Regions from separate parts of the Homo sapiens genome. Here region 2 is linked to region 1. Evidence: read pairs that join two places in POLR2A ChIA-PET (ENCODE). Cell type or tissue: MCF 10A. All regions are shown on one strand. Each heading gives the region's core, and the rest is flanking DNA. Links, peaks and the distances in the headings are about the cores only.

Region 1 (5,378 bases), core at 152-5,151:
ACCAGCCTGGGCAACATGGTGAAACCCCGTCTCTACTAAAAAAATATAAAAATTAGCTGGGCATGGTGGTGTGCACCTGTAGTCCTAGCTACTCAGGAGGCTGAGGCATGAGAATCGCTTGAACCCGGGAGGCAGAGGTTGCAGTGAGCCAAGATCGTGCCACTGCACTCCAGCCTGGGCCACAGAGTGAGACTCCATCTCAAAAAAAAAAAAAAAAAAAAAAAATCTAACACAAGGTACATTCTAGAGCTCCAGGCAGGAGCTGGAGAGGGGAATTTGCCCACATCTGTTGGTGCACTTGGTCCGTTCACGCACATCACCCAGTTGGGAAACATTGCACGTGTCCTGGTCCTGAGTCTTCCCTTTGCCTCTGGACACTAGTAGTAAGTTACAGTAAGGTAATTTTTCCAAAACGTTTCAGAAACTTTAGGGCAACAGAGTCCAGGGGACCTTTCACTGGAAAAGCTCAATTTTTCTCTAAACTTTAATTAGTCATTGTAAATGGTGCTCCTATTTTCTGAAGACTTTTATAAAAGGCCTCAAGAAAAATGCAAATTGAAACTACACTGAGATACTATCTCTCACCTATGAGACTGGCAAAAATGCAAATGCTTATCAACACATCCTGTTGGCAAAGTCACAGGAAACGAGAACACTCATATGTTAGTGGTAGGAAGGCAAAATGGTGCAACCCCTCAGCAAAGGAATTTGGCCATATCTAATACAAGCTGAGTATCCCTAATCTGAAAATCTGAAATCCAAAGTGCTTCAAAATCTGAAACTTTTTAAGCATTGACATGACACCCAAAGAAAATGACCAGTGAAGCATTTCAGGTTTCAGATTTTTGGATGAGGGATATTGAACCAGTAAGTATAATGCAAATATTCCAAACCAAAAAAAAAAAAAAAAAAAAAAAAAAAAAAAAAAAAACTGAAATTCAAAACACTTCTGGTCCTAAGCATTTCAGATAAGAAATACAACCTATAATACAACAAATACATTCACCCTTTAACCTACCAAGCCCGCTTTCAGGAACTTATCCTGGAAGATACACATCCATAACTTAGGTAAAAAGCTGACAAGAAATGTTATTAATATAAATCAAAGCATTGGGCTAACAAGGCCAGAACCTACTGATCATCTTCACACCGCAAAAAGAAACAAGCACAGAGTGGTGCCTCCTGATGGAAGTAACACCACCACCTAAAAACATTCTTACTAAAAAAAGAAAAGAAATCCAACTTGAATCAGATCAAGCCTCTCAAACTATTACGCCCATTTGCATAAATAACAAGAGACAGAGGAACACGTTCAATGACATCATGTGAATTTCAGCAGCAAAACCCAACATTAGGGAAATTCTATAGGACAACCAAATTACTTTCTCCAACAAATAAGCTGTCAGGGGAAAAAAAGGAGGGAGAGTAGAAAAGAAAAGACGTAAGAGACACATCAACCAAAGGCACTCTGTGGCCCAAACTGGACCCAAACACCTGAAGAAATGCAAGAGCTCACTGGACACAAGATGCCTAGTAAATGGGGTACAGGGATTAGAGTTATTTTCAAAAGGAGTCCATAACTTTAGGAGACATATTTATGGATTAAATGGGATTCTGGCATTTGCTTCAATAAGGCCGTGAGAGCTTAGCAGATGGGGTGGGGTCACCACCGAAACAAGATTGGCAATTGTGCAGGTTAAATGGGGTGAGGGGTACAGGAAGGTTTCAGTATACTATTCTCTCTGCTTTTGTGTTTGATATTTTCCATCATTAAAAGCTTACATGTGTACACTTCACATAGATACACATAAAACACACATCTGTGTACATATTCTATCATTAACCCAGCGAACATATCTGTGGCCAATTCCTCTCTACAACAATCAACAACATATATAGATTTAAAGTAAAATACAAAAGGTTCTTTTTTCCTTACTTGGACCCAAGTGTAATGATGAATTTCCTTGCTAGCCAGGAAATTCACCAAGATAAACAAGGCAAGCTTAAAATGTTATAAGCAGCCAAACTCCTAGTGAGGTGCTCTGGAAAAGAATACACTGGATATTCTGGGAAGCAAGAACAGCAGGAAATTTTCTGGAGGAAAATCTCAGGCCACTGCCTTAAGCAATGTTGGTGATAAAATCAGAGATGCTTCATGTTTAGGTATAACAGCTCACCTGCTATCTGTACGTATAGTCAGGATTTCCCAGTAGAGATGGGGTAATCACATTTTCAATGCTTGAAAAGGCCTTCTAAAATTTCTCAATTAAAAAAATATACATTTGCATGATTCAATCCAAACCTAAACACCCAATGTTCAATACCAGAAAAATAATGAGGCTGTTTTCATCTCATAAGCTGTGGAACTCAGAGAAAGGCTACCAGATTATCTTCCACTTACAAAAATATTTTAAGAGTGGCACGGGTGCCTGGGTTTTCTCTTCTTCCTGTGAGGCTGTGTCTGTCCCAGAATAAAGTAAACATGCACAGTAACAACGCAGCGTCAGACAGAGCCAAGGCAACGTGCCCATTAAACAACAGCTCTGGGCAGCTCCCTCCTGAAAGCTAACTTGCCCCTGGTCAGGCATGAGGTGGGGTGGGCCCCTCAGGACCAAGGCCAGGTCCAGAGCCTTCCCCAGGCCACTCCTTGGCCTCCAGGGGGAGGGCGGGTATTCTCATGAGCTCAGGCAGACAGGAGGAGCCTCCCCTTGGCAAGTGGCAAGTTTACAATTGCTGTTCCCAAGCGTGGGATCTTGATAATGAAAGCAGAAAGACAATCCAAACAGCACTGGCCCGCCTCTCTTCCAGGAGCACAACTTGCGCTCCGTTTTGGCCGCAGGTGTTAAGTTAAAATTCTCGTTATTCTGGCTCCTGCTTCTCTGTCTAATGCCCCTAGGGAAACAGAGGCTGCCTTTTCCTATTCTTGAAACCACTGCAACTACAAAAGATGAATTCACATCCTAGCCATGCTAAGGAGAAGGGGGTTTTCTCAGTCAGCAGTACGTTTCAGTTTCTAAATCAGTCCATCTACAGCTGACACTGCTATATGGCCTTTGTCTTCAAATAAGGAAATGGAGTTCACCAGAACGATGGAGCCAAGGCAAAGCAACGGGCGCTGAGCCCAGCAACCCACTACAGAAACCATGGCCATGAGGGAAGTGCCAGACGTGGCTCCCTGCTGATGCTCAGGGATCCTGAGCAAACTCAGACTCTTCCTGAACCCCAGTCACCTTCCTCAGAGCTGCAAATGAGAATGACATTAACTGCAACCTCCGGCACACACAATGACTAACATTAAAACCACCTACTGGGCCGGGCGTGGTGGCTCATGCCTGTAATCCCAGCACTTTGGGAGGCTGAGGCAGGCGGATCACCTGAGGTCAGGAGTTCGAGACCAGCCTGACCAACATGGTGAAACCCGGTCTCTACTAAAAATATAAAAATTAGCTGGGCATGGTGGCGTGTGCCTGTAATCCCAGCTACTTGGGAGGCTAAGACAGGAGAACTGCTTGAACCCAGGAAATGGAGGTTACAGCGAGCCAAGATTGCACCACTGCACTCCAGCCTGGGTGACAAAGACTCCCCATCTCAAAAAAAAACCAAAAAAAAACAAACAACTACATATTGTCCAGAGACACTGTATCACAATGAGAGACAGCTACAGTGTGGCCTAATGAAGGTAGAAAATTCACCTCAAATCCAACTAGGTAGTCCTAATAACTTTTGGTGACCTGTCACAAATCAAATGATTTGTTTCTGCTTATTCTTTATCCACCACCTTAGCCAAAGTGACACAGGATGACACTGCCACAGCACACACAGTCGCATCTGAGGAGGTGTTGGAGTATCTGGAGGCTGGCTGGAGTGGGGGGCTAAAAGGACAAAACACACGTCGGTGCATTTGGAAAGCACTCTGGCCTATGCACCGCATGAATGACAAAACCAGCAGCCGGTTAGTTGGAAAAGAAGCTTGATTTGCTTAAGACAAAACTAAAGAAGAGGCCGGGAACGGTGGCTCATGCCTGTAATCCCAGCACTCTGGGAGGCCGAGGCGGGCAGATCGCCTGAGGTCAGGAGTTGGAAACCAGCCTGGCAAATGTGGCAAAACCCCATCTCTACTAAAATACAAAAATTAGCCAGGCGTGGTGGCGGGCACCTGTAATCCCAGTTACTGGGGAGACTGAGGCACGAGAATCACTTGAACCTGGGAGGGGGAGGTTGCAGTGAGCCAAGATCACACCACTGCACTCCAGCCTGGGCGACGAGAGCAAGACTCTGTCTTAAAAAAAAAAAAAAAAAAAGCTAAAGAAGAAGCTGTGCTAATACTAACTAGGGTTAATAAAAGGAAGCTCTGACTGTAGATCCAAAATGCACACAAACACATAGCTGGGTAATGGTAGATAATTACATCTGTACCTCACATTCCTTTATTACCTCCCCATAAAGAGCAGTGCTGCAGTCACGTGTGTCACCTCATGCATCTGCATGCAGGATGAAAGACGGCAACATGGTGCCCACCTGCGTCAGTAACAGTAACCACACAGAGTTGGACTAATTGTTTCGGGCTGGGCATGTACCAGGTGCTGGTGCTGTCCTCAGTATAACTGAGCACAGTGATTGCTGTTATGGACTGTGTGTTTGTGTGTCCTCCAAATTCTTATGTTGCAGCCTTACCCTCTAATGTGATGGCATTTGAAGGTGGGGCCTTTGGGAGGTGATTAGGGTTAGATGAGGTCACAGGGTGGGACCCCATGATGGGATTAGGAAAAGGAAGAGAGAACAGAGTTTTTGCTCTCTTAGCCATGAGAGGAAACTGCGACAAGATGGTCATCTGCATATCAGGAATCGGGCCCTCACCAGGAACCAAATATTGGACCTCCAGCCTCCAGAACTGTGAGAAACAAATATCTGCTATTCAAGTCACCCAGTCTATGGTATTTGTCATAGCAGCCCGAGCTGCCTAAAACAATCACCATTTGCAGATGAGAAAAGTAGGTGCAGAAGGCGTGCGGCACATGCGCAAGTTCAGCAAGGAAAGCCAGTGAATGGAGAGAACGGCTCAGCAAACCTTCAGACCCACACCAGCACCATTTCTCAAACACCACCTTTAGTTCATGAAACCTGCAGACTCGATACAGCTCACTAATTGTAAACAATTCATCCCCAATCTCTTAGTAGGGATAACGTTCTTATTGTAAAAATGAGAACAGGAGGAAGACCTACAGACTGGAATGTCCAAAGGAGCTTTCCGTGATGATGGAAATCTGTCACCTATGGTGTTCAATACAGTAGCCACCAGCACGGTGGTTCTCCACTGGGAGCAAATGTGTACTTTAGGGGACACTTGGCAATGTCTAGAAACATTATTGGTTGTCACA
Region 2 (5,378 bases), core at 277-5,276, 770 kb after region 1:
CACTTTGGGAGGCTGAGGCGGGTGGATCACCTGAGGTCAGGAGTTTGAGACCAGCCTGACCAACGTGGAGAAACCCCGTATCTACTAAAAATACAAAATTAGCCGGGCATGGTGGTGCATACCTGTAATCCCAGCTACTCGGGAGGCTGAGGCAGGAGAATGGCTTGAAACCGGGAGGCGGAGGTTGCGGTGAGCCGAGATCGTGCCATTGCACTCCAGCCTGGGCAACAAGAGTGAAACTCCGTTTCGAAAAAAAAAAAAAAAAAAAAAAAGAATGGGCCTACTAAGTAGTCACCTGTCATTTGGAAACCCACAAAAATGGGAATTACTACGAGTTTTCAAATTCTTGATCTAGTGCACTGTAAAAGTTTTCATCACATTTTTTTGAGTGCGGTGTCTTTTCTTCTTTTCTTAATCATTTCTGATGTTTTTGCCCTGTATAGTGACAGGACTGTAATGGAATGGGATCATTTCTCTTGCGTGGGATTGTGGGAGTTAGTTCCATCAAGTGAAGGTTACACCACAGATGCCACGCAGCAACAGCTGTGTGGATGGAAAATTCCAGAGTCTTTTTTGTTGCAATATTTTCCATTTTTTATATGTGCAGGCAACTGTGTGCTTAACTGAACTCAGCTGTTTGAAAATTCACAGAGACTGTGAGATAATACCTGTCTTTTGTCATTTAAGCAAGTTTTAGTAATAGAAAAGCAGTGGTTGGTTTAAAAGAGTTTATGAAGTATGTGTTTCGTGAGCAATACTTGGTTCAACACCAAGAGAGGTTTAAAAATCGCAGTGTTGGCCGGGCGCGGTGGCTCATGCCTGTAATCCCAGCACTTTGGGAGGCCGAGGCGGGTGGATCACGAGGTCAGGAGATCGAGACCATCTTGGCTAACATGGTGAAACCCCGTCTCTACTAAAAATACAAAAAAAATTAGCCGGGCGTGGTGGCGGGCGCCTGTAGTTCCAGCCACTCGGGAGGCTGAGGCAGGAGAATGGCGTGAACCCAGGAGGCGGAGCTTGCAGTGAGCCGAGATCACTCCACTGCACTCCAGCCTGGGCGACAGAGTGAGACTCCGTCTCAAAAAAAAACAAAAAACAAAAAACGCAGTGTTTAAATTCTGATAGATAACACCTGTAATCCCGGCACTTTGGGAGTCCAAGGTGGGTGGATCACCTAAGGTGAGGAGTTCGAGACCAGCCTGGACATCATGGTGAAACCCCATCTCTACTTAAAAAAACAAAAAAACCAAAAAACAAAAAAAACAAAAATTAGCCAAGCGTGGTGGCTCATGCCTGAAGTCCCAGCTACTTGGGAGGCTGAGGCATGAGAATCTTTTGAACCTGGGAAGTGGAGGTTGCAGTGAGCTGAGATCATGCCACTGCACTCCAGTCTGGGCAACAGAGTGAGACTCTGTCCTAAAAAAAAAAAAAAAAAAAAAAAAAAAAAAAAAAAAATTCTGACAGATACAATAGAGCAAATGTGCATGAAATAATTTATGTTTTTTTAATAGAGAGAAAATGAAAGATGGTTATAGGACAGTTTCATGGTTCAAGGAAGTGGTGAGTTTTCAGCTGTACTCTGAGGATGGATAGAACATTCTTAAAAGAAAAACTACGAAGTAAAGTATGTGTTTATTGTAAGGGTATGCATTGCTAACTTTTTTTTTTTTGAGACAGAGTCTTGCTCTGTCACCCAGGCTAGAGTGCAGTGACGTGCTCATGGCTCACTGCAGTGTTGACCTCCTGGTCTCAAGCAATCCTTTCACCTCAGCTTTTCAAGTAGCTGGGACTACGGGTGTGCATCACCAGACCTGGCTAATTATTATTATTTTTTTTTTCATTTTTTGTAAAGATGGGGTTTTACTGTGTTGCCCAGGGTGGTCTTGAACTCCTGGCCTCAAACAATCCTCCCACTTCAACCTCCTAAAGTGCTGGGATTACAGGCGTGAGCCACTGGACCCTGCCCATTGCTAACTTTTGACAACAGAGCACACACACCTAACCAGCAGCCATATCAAGAAAATAACACTCCCAGCACCCTGGAACCTTCTGCCCCCATCCACTTCCCATCACCACCCACCACCTCTCTGAGCAGTGTGAATGCATGGTACCCATTTGTGTACTTTCTATACACGGAACCATGCTCTATTTAGCTGGTTTACCTCATCATCACGCTTGTGGGATATTTCACTCTTACGTGGAGGTGCAGGTCATTTGTTTCATTGCTCGTAGTATTTCCCTGTATACATATACCACATTAATCCATTCTATTGTTGTTGGGATTTGGGATGTTTCGTTTTAGGACACTTTGAAGAGTCTGTTGCTATGGGTATGCAAATGCATGTCTTAGGGTGATCATATATGCAAATTTCTGTGGGGTGTATGCCCCGGAATAGTAGACAGTCCCTAAGTAGTGGCAGCAGTTCACACTCCCACCAGCAGGGGGCGAGGTTCCAGTTGCTCCACAGAGAGCTTGATGGGCATAGTCAGGAAGCCACACAGAGAGCAGGAAAGAAAGTGCCAGCCTGGGTTTAGAGACCGAGCGTCCCCGAGCCCATGTTAGGGCCACCTTGGGGAGCCAAAAGAAATAAGGTGGCTGGGTCTCAGGAGGTGGGCAGGGCCGGGTGGGTGCTTCCTTGCAGCTTGCAGAGTTTGAACTCACCCCTAAGCAGTTTACAGCTTTGTAATTTACTTGGGTACTCCAAGGGCTTCGGAACCTATTTTCTTCCTTCCTTCCCTCCTTTCCCTCCCTTCCCTCCTTCCCTCCTTCCCTCCTTCCCTCCCTCCCTCCCTCCCTCCCTCCCTTCCTTCCTTCCCTCCTTCCCTCTTTCCTTCATTTCCTTCCCTCCCTCCCTCTCTCCCTCCCCTTCCCTTCCTTTCCTTCCTTCCCTTCTTTTCCTTCCCTTCCTTCCTTCCCTCCTTCCCTTCCTTCCTTCTCTCCCTCCTTCCCTTCTTCCCTCCCATCCATCACCCAGGCTGGAGTGCAGTGGCATGATCATAGCTCACTGCAGCCTCGACCTCTTGAGCTCAAGTGATCCTGCTGCTTCAGCCTCCCAAAGTATTGGGACCATAGGTACACTTCACTATGCCCAGCTCATTTTTTAATTTGTTTGTAGAGATGGGATCTTCCTATGTTGCTTAGGTGGTCTCAAACTCCTGGGCCCAAGCGATTGCCCTGCTTAAGCCTCCCAAAGAGTTGATATTACAGGTGTGAGCCACTGCACCCGGCCATGGAATCTGATTTGTATTCTAAGCAGCCTCTGCTTCCCATTGCAGCTCCATTTCACCCCAAAGGTGTATGTTGGTTCCCCAGTAATAGATCACACAGAACCTTCTTTCCTTGATGGGACTTGGGTTGAAGACCTTAGGTGTACTGTCTCCTCTCTTTCTTATCTCTCTTTTCAGATTAGGTGTTGATTTTAAGAAACTCCAGAAAATAGTAGACCCATAGGGTTCCCTCATTGTTTTGAAAAACAGCTTGAGATTTTGGGGTTTTGAGTACCTTTCTATCCATCTTTGGCAAAAGGAGTCGTAATTCCCAGCCTGTCTTCGATCTAAATTACTCCAACCGTTTTGAATGTGCCCAGAACGCTGTATGAAATGGTTCAGTCCAATACAATATATCTTCTAGCCACATGTGGCTATTTAAATTTAATTGAACTGAAATCAATTTAGTAATTAATAATTGATTAATAATTAAATTACTAATAAGATTCAGTTCTCAGTTAAGCTAGCCACATTTTAAGTGCTCAGTGACCACAAGTGGCTAGTGGCTACTCTGTTAGGCAGCAGAGAACATTTCCATCATCACAGAAATGTAGTGGGCAGCAGAGGATGAGATGGTGAAACGCCGAAGGAGGGTGGATTGTATGAAAAATGTACATGTGATGTGTCCTGTTTTAGTGGTTACTAGAAAAATGTTTGGTCCGTGATCAAAGCTGCATCACTGTAGTAACATTTCGTGTTCCTTGGGATTCTTATTTCAGTCATGTCTGATAGGCACTTCTGCATTTTGTTTCTCTCACACATTATTTTTTTCCTGGCTGTGAAATAAAAATCTGGGTGTTTAGGCATTTCCCACCAAGTGAAAAGCCATCACAACTTAGGACTGCATGTTGATTTACGGCTCATGTGAGCATAAGTAACTTGCCCAGAAAAATGCTGCCTTAACCCAGTGCTCACAACTCCTCTCTGCAGCTGGAGGTGGGCTGGGGTGAGATGAGGTCATCAGCAGGCCAGACCACTCCTGTCTGAGGGCCTGCTGCCGAAACTCTCCAGTGGGCCTGGAACAGGGAGCGGAAGAACACTTGGAGGATCGAACAAGACATTTTAGTTTAGGAAATTATTCTTATTTTTGCATGCCCTAGGGATTTTTGCATGTTACTGAAAAAACAGTCATACTTCTTGCCCTTCAAAGTATTTTCTGAATAAAACAAATGTCTTCTGGGAAGCTCAGATCAATCAAAGTCACAACTCCAAGATATTCCCTAGTTTCTTCTTAGATATAGAATTTATTCCCTTTTGTGTCAGCATAAAAATGAGAACAAAGCCCTGTGGTAGACTAGTTGTGTCATATGTATTTTGGCCATCATTCATTCATTCATCCAAAAATATACACCCAGTGCTTATTACTTACTGAGCAGTAAATTTGATCCTGGGGATGCTATGATGACCAAAACTGCTCTATCCCCTGTTCTCATGACCGTTATTATTCAGAAGGGGAGATTAGTGTTTCAAAAATGCAAGAAGTCCTATAATTAGGCACAGAATAAGGTGACATAATTGGCAAAAATTGAACTGACAGTTAGGGAAATGTAAGTTGAGATGGTCAAAATATTTTGATTTTACACAAGACGTCATGGAAAAGGTAGTGTTGTTAAATGAAAAAGCACAGGCTTTTGGGTTGAGACCTTTGGATTTAATTCCTGGCATATTTATTACCTATTGCCATGTGACAAGTCACTCCCTTGCAGTTTACAACAACTGTTTATTATCACATAGTTTCTAGGGATAGGAATTTGGGAGCAACTTACTTGGGTGGTTATGACTCAGGATCTCTCATGAGATTGCAGTTAAGACTTCAGCCCTGGCTGAAGTCAGCTAAAGCCTTAATTGGGGCTGGAGGATCTGCTTCCAAGATGGCTCACCCACATGGCTTTTGGTAGGAGGCATCAATTCTTCTTTGGCTTTTGATTGTCATTCTCATTCGCAGCAAGTGGACCTGTCCAATGGGCTGCTTGAGTGTCCTCACAACGTGGCGGCTAGCTTCCCTCAGAGTGAGTGATCAAAGAGAGAGCCAGATGGAAGACACAGTGCCTTCTATGACTTAGTCTTGGAAGTTTCATACCTTTATTTCACCCTTATTCTATTTGTTGGAA

Evidence for each region. Peaks named below come from ENCODE experiments on the same cell type or tissue, not always from the same donor. Only the 100,000 strongest peaks of a DNase experiment are listed, where the experiment ranks them.
Region 2: POLR2A ChIA-PET joins it to region 1 with 5 read pairs; 1 of 35 experiments calls an interaction of 5 or more read pairs at or near these places.

What each region holds. Positions count from the first base shown.
Region 1 is chrX:10,080,674-10,086,051 of GRCh38, reverse strand. The region is part of intron 6 of WWC3 (WWC family member 3); the gene reads right to left. Among named protein-coding and RNA genes, the nearest start is that of WWC3, 68 kb to the right of the region's middle. RefSeq lists an enhancer at 2,666-3,166. In MCF 10A, for the core only: no CTCF peak of the experiment used is centred there; a DNase peak (open chromatin) is centred at 2,671.
Region 2 is chrX:9,310,449-9,315,826 of GRCh38, reverse strand. No RefSeq gene overlaps it. Among named protein-coding and RNA genes, the nearest start is that of TBL1X, 150 kb to the left of the region's middle. In MCF 10A, for the core only: a CTCF peak has its summit at 2,440 (motif pointing right); a DNase peak (open chromatin) is centred at 2,446.